2 separate regions of the Homo sapiens genome follow, and region 1 is linked to region 2. The links are chromatin contacts, found by POLR2A ChIA-PET in ENCODE. All regions are on one chromosome and are shown on one strand. The core of a region is the stretch at or near the end of the contact, and the rest is flanking DNA. Distances in the headings are between cores, read along the strand shown.

Region 1 (5,758 bases), core at 534-3,033, 87 kb after region 2:
CACAGAGAAATGGTAAATACGAAGAAAAAACAGTTTCTAAATACTGACCTGACCAAGAAAGGGGTCTTCATTCTTTCTTCTGGATATTCTTTAGTGAAGGCACCAAAGGCTTGTGTTGAACTTAATCAGTGCTCAGTGGATGGATTCTCATTTTCTGAATTCTCAATTTAGATTTAGCTAAATTAATGCCTTCTGAAATGTTCTCAGTTAAAATATTCCAGAAGGTCACTTTTTGAAGTGGGAACAGTAATCTGATCTGATTCCTGGTCTAGGATCTACTACTACCTAATTAGCATTGTGACCATAGGCCAATCACTTAGACTCTCTCTGCCTGTTTCCTAGTACAAGAATTAAATGAAAGGTTATATGTGAAATTGTGATATTGTGAAATACAAATTTAGTCTTTGTTCCCATTTCCTGGTATACAACTCCTAAAATCCTTAGAATCTCCAAAGTGACATGTGTCTTTGTATGCTAATGAGTTGACTGATGATTGGCAGCCCCTTGGTAGCTCCAGGATGGGATCTAATCACGAACCAAGGAAGGATTAGAGGGTTGGGACTTTCAGCCCCACAGCCCAACCATAGGGGAAGGGGGAGGGGCTGAACCTTAAACTGATCACCAATGGCCCGTGATGTAATCAATCATGCCTACACAATGAAGCTTCCATAAAAACCCAAAAGGATTGGGTTCTGAGAGGTTCAGGAAAGCTGGAAGCTATTCCTGGAGGCTGGTGTTCCCAGGAAGAGCATGAGAACTTTGTGCCCCTTTCCATAGCTCACCCTGTCCATCCCTTCATCAGTATCTTGTGTAGTATCTTTTGTTAGTTTGTTTGAGACAGTCTCACTCTGTCATCCAGGCTAAAGTGCAGTGGTGCGACCTTGGCTCACTGCAACCTCTGCCTCCCAGGTTCAAGTGATTCTCCTGCCTCACCCTCCCAAGTAGCTGGGACTACAGATGTGTGCCACCATGCCCAGCTGATTTTTGTATTTTTAGTAGAGACGGGTTTCACCATGTTGGCCAGGCTGATCTCGAACTCCTGGGCTCAAGTGATCCACCCGCCTTGGCCTCCCAGTGTCGAGATTACAGGCGTGAGCCACCATGCCCAGATTGTAGTATCTTTTATAGTAAACCAGAAAACGTGTTTCCCTGAGCTCCGCGAGCTGCTCTAGTAGATTAATTGAACCTAAGAAAGGTTAGAGCCTCCCCGATTTATAGCCAGTTGGTCAGAAGCACAGGTAGAACAACCTGGGGCTTGCGATTGGCATCAGAAGTGAGGGGCGGTCTTGTGGAACCAAGCCCTCACCCTGTGAGATCTGATGCTGATGCTACCTCCAGGCAGATAATGTCAGGATTGAATTGGAGGACACCCAGCTGGAGTCCGCTGCAGAATTGATTGTGTGCTTGTTGGTGGGGAGAAATCCCCACACATTTGGCTGTAGAAGTCTCTTCTGTGTTGATTATTGTGGTGTGAAAGCAGAGGAAAAGGAGTCAATGTTTTTTCCACTCTCAGAAATAGCATCAGTATATTTTAAAAGTTCCCTGAGTGATTATAATTTGCAGCTGGGGAGGAGAACCACTCCGCTACAACATCCTACAAAGTGCTGGGAAGTGGTGTTTTCATTCTGTGCTATATTCTTGGTAACAAAAGGAGATAGGGGCTAGTTTAAATTCTAATGGATTTTTTTAGTATTTCTAGGCATTGGCCAGTTGTCTCAGTCTCTTACGAAAGTGTTTTTTCAGGCAGCTTGTATTGCCTGCCGGGATTGGGGAAGTCCTTGGTTAGTTTGGAATTTTCCATGACTCTTAGCTCTGCACCATTAGCGTCAACTGCAGTCACAGAGCTTTTCAGTGTGTCCGCCTGTGCTGTTCTCTTCCTTTTTTTATAATGTCAGATGGATGATGTTGAACCTCAACTACAAGTCTTAGTATTGTGTTTGTGTTTAATACCCTACTTCTAAGGATGGATCAGAAAATCTCATCTGAATGAACTTTTTGTTTATTAAGTGAGTCAGCTTGAACTATCTGTTTTGGCCTGCTTTCCTCAGGTGTCATGTTTCCTGTCACAAAATCACCTTTTGTTTCTGTGGGCACAAGCTTCTGATATGGTGCTGGCTAATTCTCCAGCAATCTCTCCATTGGTGATCAGAATCAGCCTTTTGATCCTCTGATTGGAAAAGCTCTAAAAATGACAGTAAATGAAAGAAAAAAGATCCACCCGGATAATGGCCTAGTTGGGGCTTGGCTAGTTCCCCGCTTATAGGGAAATTTAAAGTCCTGAAAGCGTGAAAGGAGACTGCTGTAGTGATATATCCACTTACCCTTAGAAAGTGATTCCCTGCTGGGCGTGGTGGCTCACCCCTGTAATCCCAGCACTTTGGGAGGCCGAGGTGGGCGGATCACGTGAGATCAGGAGTGCGAGACCAGCCTTGCCAACATGGTGAAACCCCATCTTTACTAAAAATACAAAAATTAGCCGAGTGTGGTGGCAGGCGCCTGTAATCCCAACTACTCGGGAGGCTGAGGCGGGAGAATCGCTTGAACCCGGGAGGCAGAGGTTGCAGTGAGCCGAGATCGTGCCATCGCACTCCAGCCTGGGTGACGAGAGTGAGACTTCGTCTAAAAAAAAAAAAAAAAAAGCGATTCCTGGCCGGCTGCAGTGGCTCACGCCTGTAATCCCAGCACTTTGGGAGGCCAAGGTGGGCGGATCACAAGGTCAGGAGTTCGACACCAGCCTGGCCAACATAGTGAAACCTCTTCTCTACTAAAAATACAAAAATTAGCTGGGGATGGTGGCGCGTGCCTGTAATTCCAGCTACTCAGGAGGCTGAAGCAGGAGAATTGCTTGAACCCAGGAAGTGGAGGTTGTGGTGAGCTGAGATCGTGCCACTGCACTCCAGCCTGGACAACAGAACGAGACTCCTTCTCAAAAAAAAAAAAAAAAAAAAGAAAAGAAAAGAAAGGGATTCCCTAGATCCCAATGTACCATGCAGAAAGGATAGCAGTATGTTACCAAATTTCACTCTCCCAGATTGGTAGTTGGAGGTTGGTTGGGCTTGTTTACCTTAACCCTGCCCTCCTCCCCACACCACTGCCCACCAATGAAAGAAATTCAAATTCATACACAGTTGACCTTTGAATAACGTGGAAGTTAGAGGTTCCGATCCCCTGCACAGTTGAAAATCCATTTATAACTTTTGAATCCCCCCAGATTTAATTACTAATAGCCTACTGTTGATCAGGAGCTTTACCAATAACATAAACAGTCAATTAACACATAATTTGTATACGTATTATATCCCGTGTTCCTATAATAAAGGAAGGTAGAGAAAAGAAAATGTTAAGAAAATCATAAGGAAGAGAAAATATGTTTACTATTATATTAAGTGGAAGTGGATGAGCATAAAGGTCTTCATCCTTGTTGTCTTCACACTGAGTAGGCTGAGGAGGAGGAAGAAGAGGGCTTGGTCCTGCTGTCTCAGGTGTGGTAGAGGCAGAAGAGGTGGAGGAGGTGGAAAGGGAGGTGGAGGCAGGACAGGCAGGCATATGAGCAGGCCCAGGCATCCAAGTCGACCTGCATGGTTCAAACCCATGTTCAATGGTCAGCTGGATTTTGAGTAGGAACTAAAGGCAGTGTGTATTCTGCTTCATTCCCCTGTCTGTCTTCCTCCTTCCCTGACCACCCTGTCGAAATAATGCCCCGTCAAGCCACTCTCTATTCCTTCTCCTTGCTTGACTTCCTTCATAACAGTTATCACCTGACATTCTATTATGTAAGCTCTGTGAGGATAGTGACATTTCATTTTTCGCCATTGTATTTCTGAGGCCTAGAACTTAGTAGGTGCTCATTAAATATTTCTTTAGTAAGTGAAGAATGGTTTGAATACTCAGACATTTGCATATTTTTTTGTTGTTTGCTTTTGTCTGAGCTAAGTGATTCTCAAAACTTTATTTGGCATATGAATTACCGTATCATATATAAGACCCTTTATACAGAACTTTGTGAGCTATATAAGAAAATTTTAAAGATAAATCTATGCTATTTTTCTTTTCTTTTTTTAGAGACAGGGTCTCACTCTGTTGCCCAGGCTGGAGTGCAGTGATGTAACTATAGCACTGCAGCCTTGAACTCCCAGGCTCAAGGGATGCTCCCACCTCAGCCTCCTGGGTAGCTGTGGCTACAAGTGCAAGTCAGCAAACACAGTGAATTTTTAAAATTTTTTTATAGAGACGGGTTCTCACTGTGTTGCCCAGACTGGTCATCAACTCCTGGCTTCGAGTGATCCTTATCCTCCCAAAGTGCGGGATTATAGGCATGAGCCACCGCACCCAACCTGTTTTTCACTTTTAACCCTGAAGTCGGCTGGGCGAGGTGGCTCACGTCTGTAATCCCAGCACTTTGGGAGGCCGAGGCGGGCACATCACGAGGTCAGGAGATGGAGACCATCCTGGCTAACACGGTGAAAACCCATCTCTACTAAAAATACAAAAAATGAGCTGGGCGTGGTGGCGGGCGCCTGTAGTCCCAGCTACTCGGGAGGCTGAGGCAGGAGAATGGGTGAACTCGGGAGGCGGAGCTTGCAGCAAGCCGAGATTGCACCACTGCAGTCTGGACTGGGCGAAAGAGCGAGACTCCATCTCAAAAAAAAAAAAACCCTGAAGTAAGATGTGACACCATTTTACTTCCTTTATAGTTTAGTCTGTAATACAGAGGAATACCTCATTATTTAGATTCTGAAGTAAACTGGGGAGAAGGTAAATGCCCATTCTGTTAAGTTCCACAGTAGGATGTGTTACATATTTTGGTGGTGATGGGGATTAGAAAAGGGGACCTTACATGTTATAGTCTAATAGGAAGATGATAAGCTACAATCAAACCTTGCCTGTACCAGTAAAAATGGGTGTGTCATGTAGGTTGTGGGTCTTAACATTTGGAGAATGGATAAAATAAGACACATTTTCCCTGAGGTTGGAAGTTGTGATGATGATAAATTGAGATTAAGTGAAAACGCTTTGAAGCGAAGATATCATGAATTCAGGAAATCTTGGATACTTGGAAAGATAATCAGGTAATGAGAGAAAAGTCAGAGACTTACTGTGACAAAGCCTCACTGCTTTGTGATATGTCTCAAGATGAAGGCAGGCTACGTCCTGGGAAACATTTTGTTATCAGACATGCTGCTGTTAACACAATGTATATGGAAAGTTTGGTGTGAATGCAGTAGATTTAAGTTTTGCTAGTGTACTTTTTCCATGCTAATTGAAAATGGTCATGTTCCAACATGATTTCACCGCTTCGTTGTTTCTCTCCCATCCTTCTTTTAGTTGGCTGATTGCAATTCTGGCCCAACTCAACCCTCTCTTTGGACCGCAATTGAAAAATGAAACCATCTGGTATCTGAAGTATCATTGGCCTTGAGGAAGAAGACATGCTCTACAGTGCTCAGTCTTTGAGGTGACTATGCTTGTGACCTTTCTTATCAGTATGGTCAGGCAGTCAGAGTTTGCCTTGACTTTTTCTCACATTTTATGGCCATTTTAACACGTGGCAAGGGCAAGCTGCTGAATGCAAACACGATCTGAAGAGCAGAAATAAAATTGGAACTTAAGCCTTAGCTTACCTAAATCTCATTAAGATTCTTTTTAGATTCTGCTATCACCCTGCCTTTTTAAATAAATACAGTTTAATTTACAAAATTAAGCTTGCATGCACTCTTTCAGACGCAGATCAAAAAAGTAACTGTTTATACTTGGCATT
Region 2 (5,875 bases), core at 795-3,294:
GTCCCTGTGAGTCCTTGTCCATAAGCAGAACTCACTTTTCTTTTTTTCCAAGGCATGGATTGCAGTTTACCGTCTGCTTTTTGTACTTGACCTTATTACATAGCCACGATTTTCTTACTTTCCAGTTGTAATGGGAGCACAGTTGTCCATCTTGCAGCTCTGCTGTGCTTTTTTTTTTTTTTTTTTGAGACGGAGTCTTACTGTGTCACCCAGGCTGGAGTGCAGTGGCACAGTCTCGGCTCACTGCAACCTCAGCCTCCCGGGTTCAAGCAATTCTCCTGTCTCAGTCTCCCGAGCAGCTGGGATTACAGGTGCCTGCCACAATGCCCAGCTAATTTTCTGTATTTTTAGTTGAGACAGGGTTTCACCACGTTGGCCAGGCTGGTCTTGAACTCCTGACCTCAGGTGATCTGTCCCCACTCTGCTCTGCTTTTCTAAGTCATTGTCTTCTCACCGAAAGTGTCTGTCGTTTCCTGTGTTTCACTGTGGCAATAATGCCTCTGATATGTACAGGGTTGGCGCTCTGTTACCCGATTGCTTTCCAGCTGTGTCTGGTTCCCATTCATGCTGCCTCCAGCAACGGATAAGTATACGGCAGCACCTCCTTATTTGAGTGCAAATGTCTGGTTGTAATAGAGGTAGATGATTCTTGGTGTGGTGCCGTGGTCATTGTCGTTTTGTGTCATGGTAACATGTCATCCGACGTCGGCCGTCCACAAATGTCTGCAGCTACGATGGACCCTCAGCTGCTGGACAGGAAAGAGGATCAAGCTAAGAAGGCCCAGAGTGTGCAAGCAGAGAGAGGGTGTGGACAGAAAACCTTGCCTTCTCCAGGGCTAGTGGCGAAAGCTATCTCAGGCTGGCTCAAGTGGAGAGAAAAAAGCATGAGATCAAGCAATGGACAGCTGGGGAAGGGCTGGCTTTTATTTCCTCAGCTCCCAAGCTCAGTCCCTGGCACTGGGCCGTTGCCTTTGTAGGTCCCTCTGTGCCCAGGTCTTGCTATGGGGGTTGTTTCTTGGCATTAAGGTCTCAGTTCAAACGCCACCGTCTCCAAGAAGCCCTCACTGGTCACCCTATCTAAAGTAACCCTCACTCCTAAGGACAAACCTGTTTTTTCTTCCTAGCATAGACCACTCTCTGAAATCACCTTGTTCTCCCAGTCATCTGCTGCCCTTGGCTGTTGCGCCAGCTATAACATGGCACTCTGCCTTGCCCACTGCTTTGTCCCCAGGACCCAGCCCTGTACCCAGGGTATAGTAGGTATATGATCGATGATAAGAGGCCTGGAGGCCACTATGGAAGAGCTCCTGCCAGATGGTGGTGGAGTGCGGTCATGAGGACCTCGGCCTCCAGTGTCCCCCTCCACTCTTTCCCAGCCCTGTGGTCTTGGGAAAGTCATTTAACTCTGCTAAGCCTCAGTTTCTGCATGTGTAAAGTGGGAAGAATCCTCTCCACCTTAAGCCTTGCTATGAGGATTAATGAGATGCGTGTACAGAGTTTAGTACACGGCCTGCCACATTGTGAGTGCTCAATAAATGTTGGCCGTTCTCTTCATTATCGTCAGCAGCTAACTTCAGGAACGAGATCCCCTAGGGCAGAATCTAAGGAGAAACTTTCCTATATCAAATTGTATCTTGTATTGTGGTACTGAATTGTTTAACTGGTCCTGAATGATATAACTGGAATGAAACCAGCTTGTCATGTATATGTATACACATAATATGGGCTGTCATATATATATATGTGTGTGTGTGTGTGTGTATATAAGTATACACACACATACATATATATGGGCTGCTGGTTTTAAGAATGCAGATTCTGGGCCCCACTCCAGTGGCGGGATAGGGATGAAACAAGATTGGCCATACGCTGGTAATTGCTGAAGTTGGGAAATGGGTACGTGGGAGTCCATTATACAATTCCCTATGTTTTAGGTTTGAATTTTTCTGTAAGAAGATTTTGCGGGTAGGGGAGGAGGAGTGAGCTTGAAGGGAATGTGGGCTGGCCTAGACCAGGTTGGAGCCAGCAGTCTCTAGGAATGGTCAGCTCACAAGGAATCCACATGGGTGTAATTAACTGCAGTGTCTCCAGTGGGCATTTGGCAAATTGTATCAAAGGCCTTAAAAATGGTCATTGCCTTTGAGTCATCAATTGTACTCATAGGAGAGTAAGCTAAGGAAATAATTAAGAGAGTGTACAAAAATCTAGGAAAATAATGTTCATTAGGTCATTGTTTATAAAATTGAAAATGAGGAACCACGTCAGTGTCCAGCCATAGGGGGTTGACTGAGCATGGTAACTGCCCAAGATGAGCGAGGTGTGTCAGGACCTTACTGGCAGTCAGGCAGCAAAGATTTATTGAGCACCTACTATATGCTGGGCATTGGGCTAGGTTCTGGGGATAGAGAGATGAATAAAACAAACTCTGCAGAGCTTATGTTCTGTGTCTTAGACCTGAAAAGTTGATCATGATGTTCAGTTCTTAGAAAAAGATGGCTGGGCGCGGTGGCTAACGCCTGTAATCCCAGCACTTTGGGAGGCCAAGTCGGGTGGATCACGAGGTCAGGAGTTCAAGACCAGCCTGGCCAAGATGGTGAAACCCCCATCTCTACTAAAAATACAAAAAATTAGCCAGGCGTGGTGGCAGGCGCCTGTAGTCCCAGCTACTCAGGAGGCTGAGGAAGGAGAATCACTTGAACCCAGAGGGTGGAGGTTGCAGTGAGCCGAGATCGTGCCACTGCACTCCAGCCTGGGTGACAGAGTGAAACTCCGTTTCAAAAAAAAAAAAAAAGATACGGTATGGTCCTATTTTAGGAAAATACAAATATATGTATAAACATGTCTGGCAGTTTATATGTGAGACTGTGAACCATAGTTTTCTGAGGATGGTGAATTTATGGTGATTTTTTGTTTTGTCCTTGGTGATCACCTGTGTTTTGTACAATTTTTTTTTTTTTGAGATGGAGTCTCGCTCTGTTGCCCAGGCTGGAGTGCAGTGGCAGCTCACTGCAACCTCCACCTCCCGGGTTCAAGCGATTCTCCTGCCTCAGCCTCCCTAGTAGCCGGGACTACAGGTGTGTGCCACCAGGCTTGGCTAATTTTTGTATTTTTAGTAGAGATGGGGTTTCACCATGTTGGCCAGGTTGGTCTTGAACTCCTCACCTCAAGTGATCCTCCCACCTCGGCCTCCCTAAGTGCTGGGATTACAGGCGTGAGCCACCACATCCGGCCTTGTACAAATTTTAACAAGAAATATTACAGGGGTGATTTTGATAAGGCATTCACTTTTTCATTCCTTCAAGTTTTTAACCTAGGGCAATGGGCGTTTGGACACCACTATCAAGCGTGGTCTTGGGCTCTTGTTTTAAAAATGCAAATTCTGAGCTCCACCCTTGACCCATTTGGCGGGATGCTCCTGGAAAGAGGTCCAGGTGTCTTTTTATTCCAAATGATTCGACTGCTTCTGACATCTGAGAACCATTACAGGGTTGAACAGAGGGATGTTGGAGTCTTCATGGACTGGGCTCTGCGGCTGCAGGACTTTTCTCGGGTTTTCAGAGGAACCTACTCAAAACAATTCAAGAAGCACTTCCTTTGCTTACTGAGATATGGCTTTGGCAGGAAGGGGCAGGGAGGGAGTGTCAGGGCAGTGAATGCTGTCTGCATTCCCAGCCTTCTTACAGAAGAGGACTGACTCGACTCTGCGACCAGGCTTAGAACCCACAGGCCTAAATTTCTGTGTTATTTTAGCTCTGTAGTCCGTGACCCGAGATTGTGGAAGGCCCATGAGCTTCCTGTAAGCATCCCAGAAGGCCCAGGAGAGTTCATACCTTTCCTGAGTGATATTTGGCAGCTCTGGGCCAGCATTCTATCAGCCCAGCATTGGATTCCAGTTACCTCACGCTTATCAGCAGCTGATTCATCTGTGCTTTCATTCATGCCCCTGTCCAATCATCCTTCCATCCGTTCATTCATTCAGTAAGCATTTGCCACGGTCCACTTGGTACCAGGCCCTGCACGGGGCTCTGGGGACACAGAGTTGAGTAAGGCTCCATCCCTGCCTTCAGCAGCTCCCCCATCCAGGAAGAACTGATCTGCCGTTGATTTCTTTCCCCATTCTCAGTTCATCAGTGCTTCATTGGTGCAGTTTTTCTGGTTGATAGGCTCTTTTCTTTTTAATACTGAAACCTAGTTTGTTTTAAAAGTAAAACTATTCAGACAATGTCAGAGGATGTACAATGAAATGGGATCTTTCTCAAATCCTGCCTTCCTCCCCAGAAGCTAAAGCTGCCCGTGGTTCCTTGGGCATCTTTCCAGATAATTCTCCTATATATTTACATGGATACAGAGTGTCTCCTCCTCCCCCAATCCATGGACACATGTGTATCCTGTCCCATGACTTGGTTCTTTTCCCTGTTGGAGAATAGCTGCTCCTAGCACCCACACTTTTTTTTTTTTTTTTTTTGAGACAGAGTCTTGCTCTATCGCCCAGGCTGGAGTGCAGTGGCATGACCTTAGCTCACTGCAACCTCCGCCTCCCAGGTTCAAGCGATTCTCCTGCCTCAGCCTCCTGAGTAGCTGGGATTACAGGCACCTGCCACCACGCCTGGCTAATTTTTGAATTTTTAGTAGAGACGGGGTTTCACCATCTTGGGCAGGCTGGTCTCGAACTCCTGACTGCAGATGATCCACCCACCTCGGCCTCCCAAAGTGCTGGGATTACAGGCGTGAGCCACCACGCCTGGCCAACACTCACTCTTTCATGGTTGCTCTATTGATGGACATTTGGGTTGTTTCCAGAATTTTAATGATGTGCACAGTGCAGGAGGAAAGATCCTGATGGATAGAGTCTCCCAATTCCCGGTATCCAAGGGGAGAAGATGAAGAGCAGTTGGTTGGTGGTAAAACTGGGGAATGAGCCCCCTGCCGTGCCCAGGGAATTTAGGCTTAGGATTGAAATGACATAGAGCTGTCAGCGGGCAGTGCCCGTCCCCCTGCTTCATTCTGCTGTGTCCTTCCCGCAGCCCTGGCCTCCCACGACTACATCCTGAAGATTGTGCCCACGGTTTATGAGGACAAGAGTGGCAAGCAGCGGTACTCCTACCAGTACACGGTGGCCAACAAGGTGCGCGGGCGGTGGCTGGGCCGAGCTGTGTGCGGCGGCGCCCTCTGCTGACGGAGAGCAGAGATGACAGGCGGCTGCACCGACGCACTTTCTTCTGATTCCTTTCTGGAGGCCTTTCCTGGGGGTTAGCTTGGGCCAGGCGCTGTCCCTGGGTAAAATTGAAAAGCCCAGTCCCTGCCATGTGGCAGTCTCAGAGTCAAGGAGAACAGATCTAACCAGGAGATAGGGTGTGATGCGTTTGACAAAGAGCAGGTAGTCTCTGTCCTACAAAGGTCCTGGGGTTGCAGGTCTCAAACAGCCCTGCATCTGGTCCGAGTCCTTCAGACACAGACCCCTGGGTGCTCAACACAGACAGACACTCCTGCTCTCAGGGCACAGGCACTTTACCCAAACTCATGAGGCTACTGAGTCACACCAAGATGGCTGTTGATTAATTTGCTGTTGATTGACAGGGGTGTCCCCAGGACCCCAACACTCAAAGTCATGGAGAAGACGCCAGGCCTTAGTGGGCAGCAGAGCATGGTCAGAGTCTGCAGAGTGGGATGACCCAGCAATTAGTGGTCTCAAGACAAGACAGCCTTGGGCTTCCCTGGGGGTATCCCACCAATGGGACATGAATACTTGAAACCTGTTGGTTGAAATGCCCCTGCTAGACCCTGGCGGATGGGTTTTTCCCACTTACCACCAGGACTGTCCTTTTTCTTCTGTTCCAAGGCTGCCCAAACCCCTTATAAGTGATACCTGTTTAGC

What was found. ChIA-PET counts read pairs that join two places held with the same protein, here RNA polymerase II (POLR2A).
Region 1: POLR2A ChIA-PET joins it to region 2 with 10 read pairs in activated T-cell. The contact joins two enhancer-like sites. POLR2A ChIA-PET finds 5 or more read pairs at or near these places in 3 of 52 experiments (H1, WTC11 and activated T-cell).

The regions. Positions count from the first base shown.
Region 1 is chr5:173,014,913-173,020,670 of GRCh38, forward strand. ATP6V0E1 (ATPase H+ transporting V0 subunit e1) reads left to right here. Exons shown (of 4, transcript NM_003945.4): 3 at 5,326-5,455. The coding sequence ends at 5,419. Among named protein-coding and RNA genes, the nearest start is that of SNORA74B, 2.9 kb to the right of the region's middle. RefSeq lists an enhancer at 2,539-3,082 and a silencer at 5,314-5,608. Within about 2 kb of position 1,784, at least 18 of the 41 ENCODE cell types and tissues checked have a DNase peak (open chromatin) inside an H3K27ac peak, as active enhancers do.
Region 2 is chr5:172,927,412-172,933,286 of GRCh38, forward strand. ERGIC1 (endoplasmic reticulum-golgi intermediate compartment 1) reads left to right here. Exons shown (of 10, transcript NM_001031711.3): 8 at 5,025-5,125. Among named protein-coding and RNA genes, the nearest start is that of MIR10523, 15 kb to the left of the region's middle. RefSeq lists a silencer at 3,899-3,968 and an enhancer at 4,916-4,985. Within about 2 kb of position 2,045, at least 3 of the 41 ENCODE cell types and tissues checked have a DNase peak (open chromatin) inside an H3K27ac peak, as active enhancers do.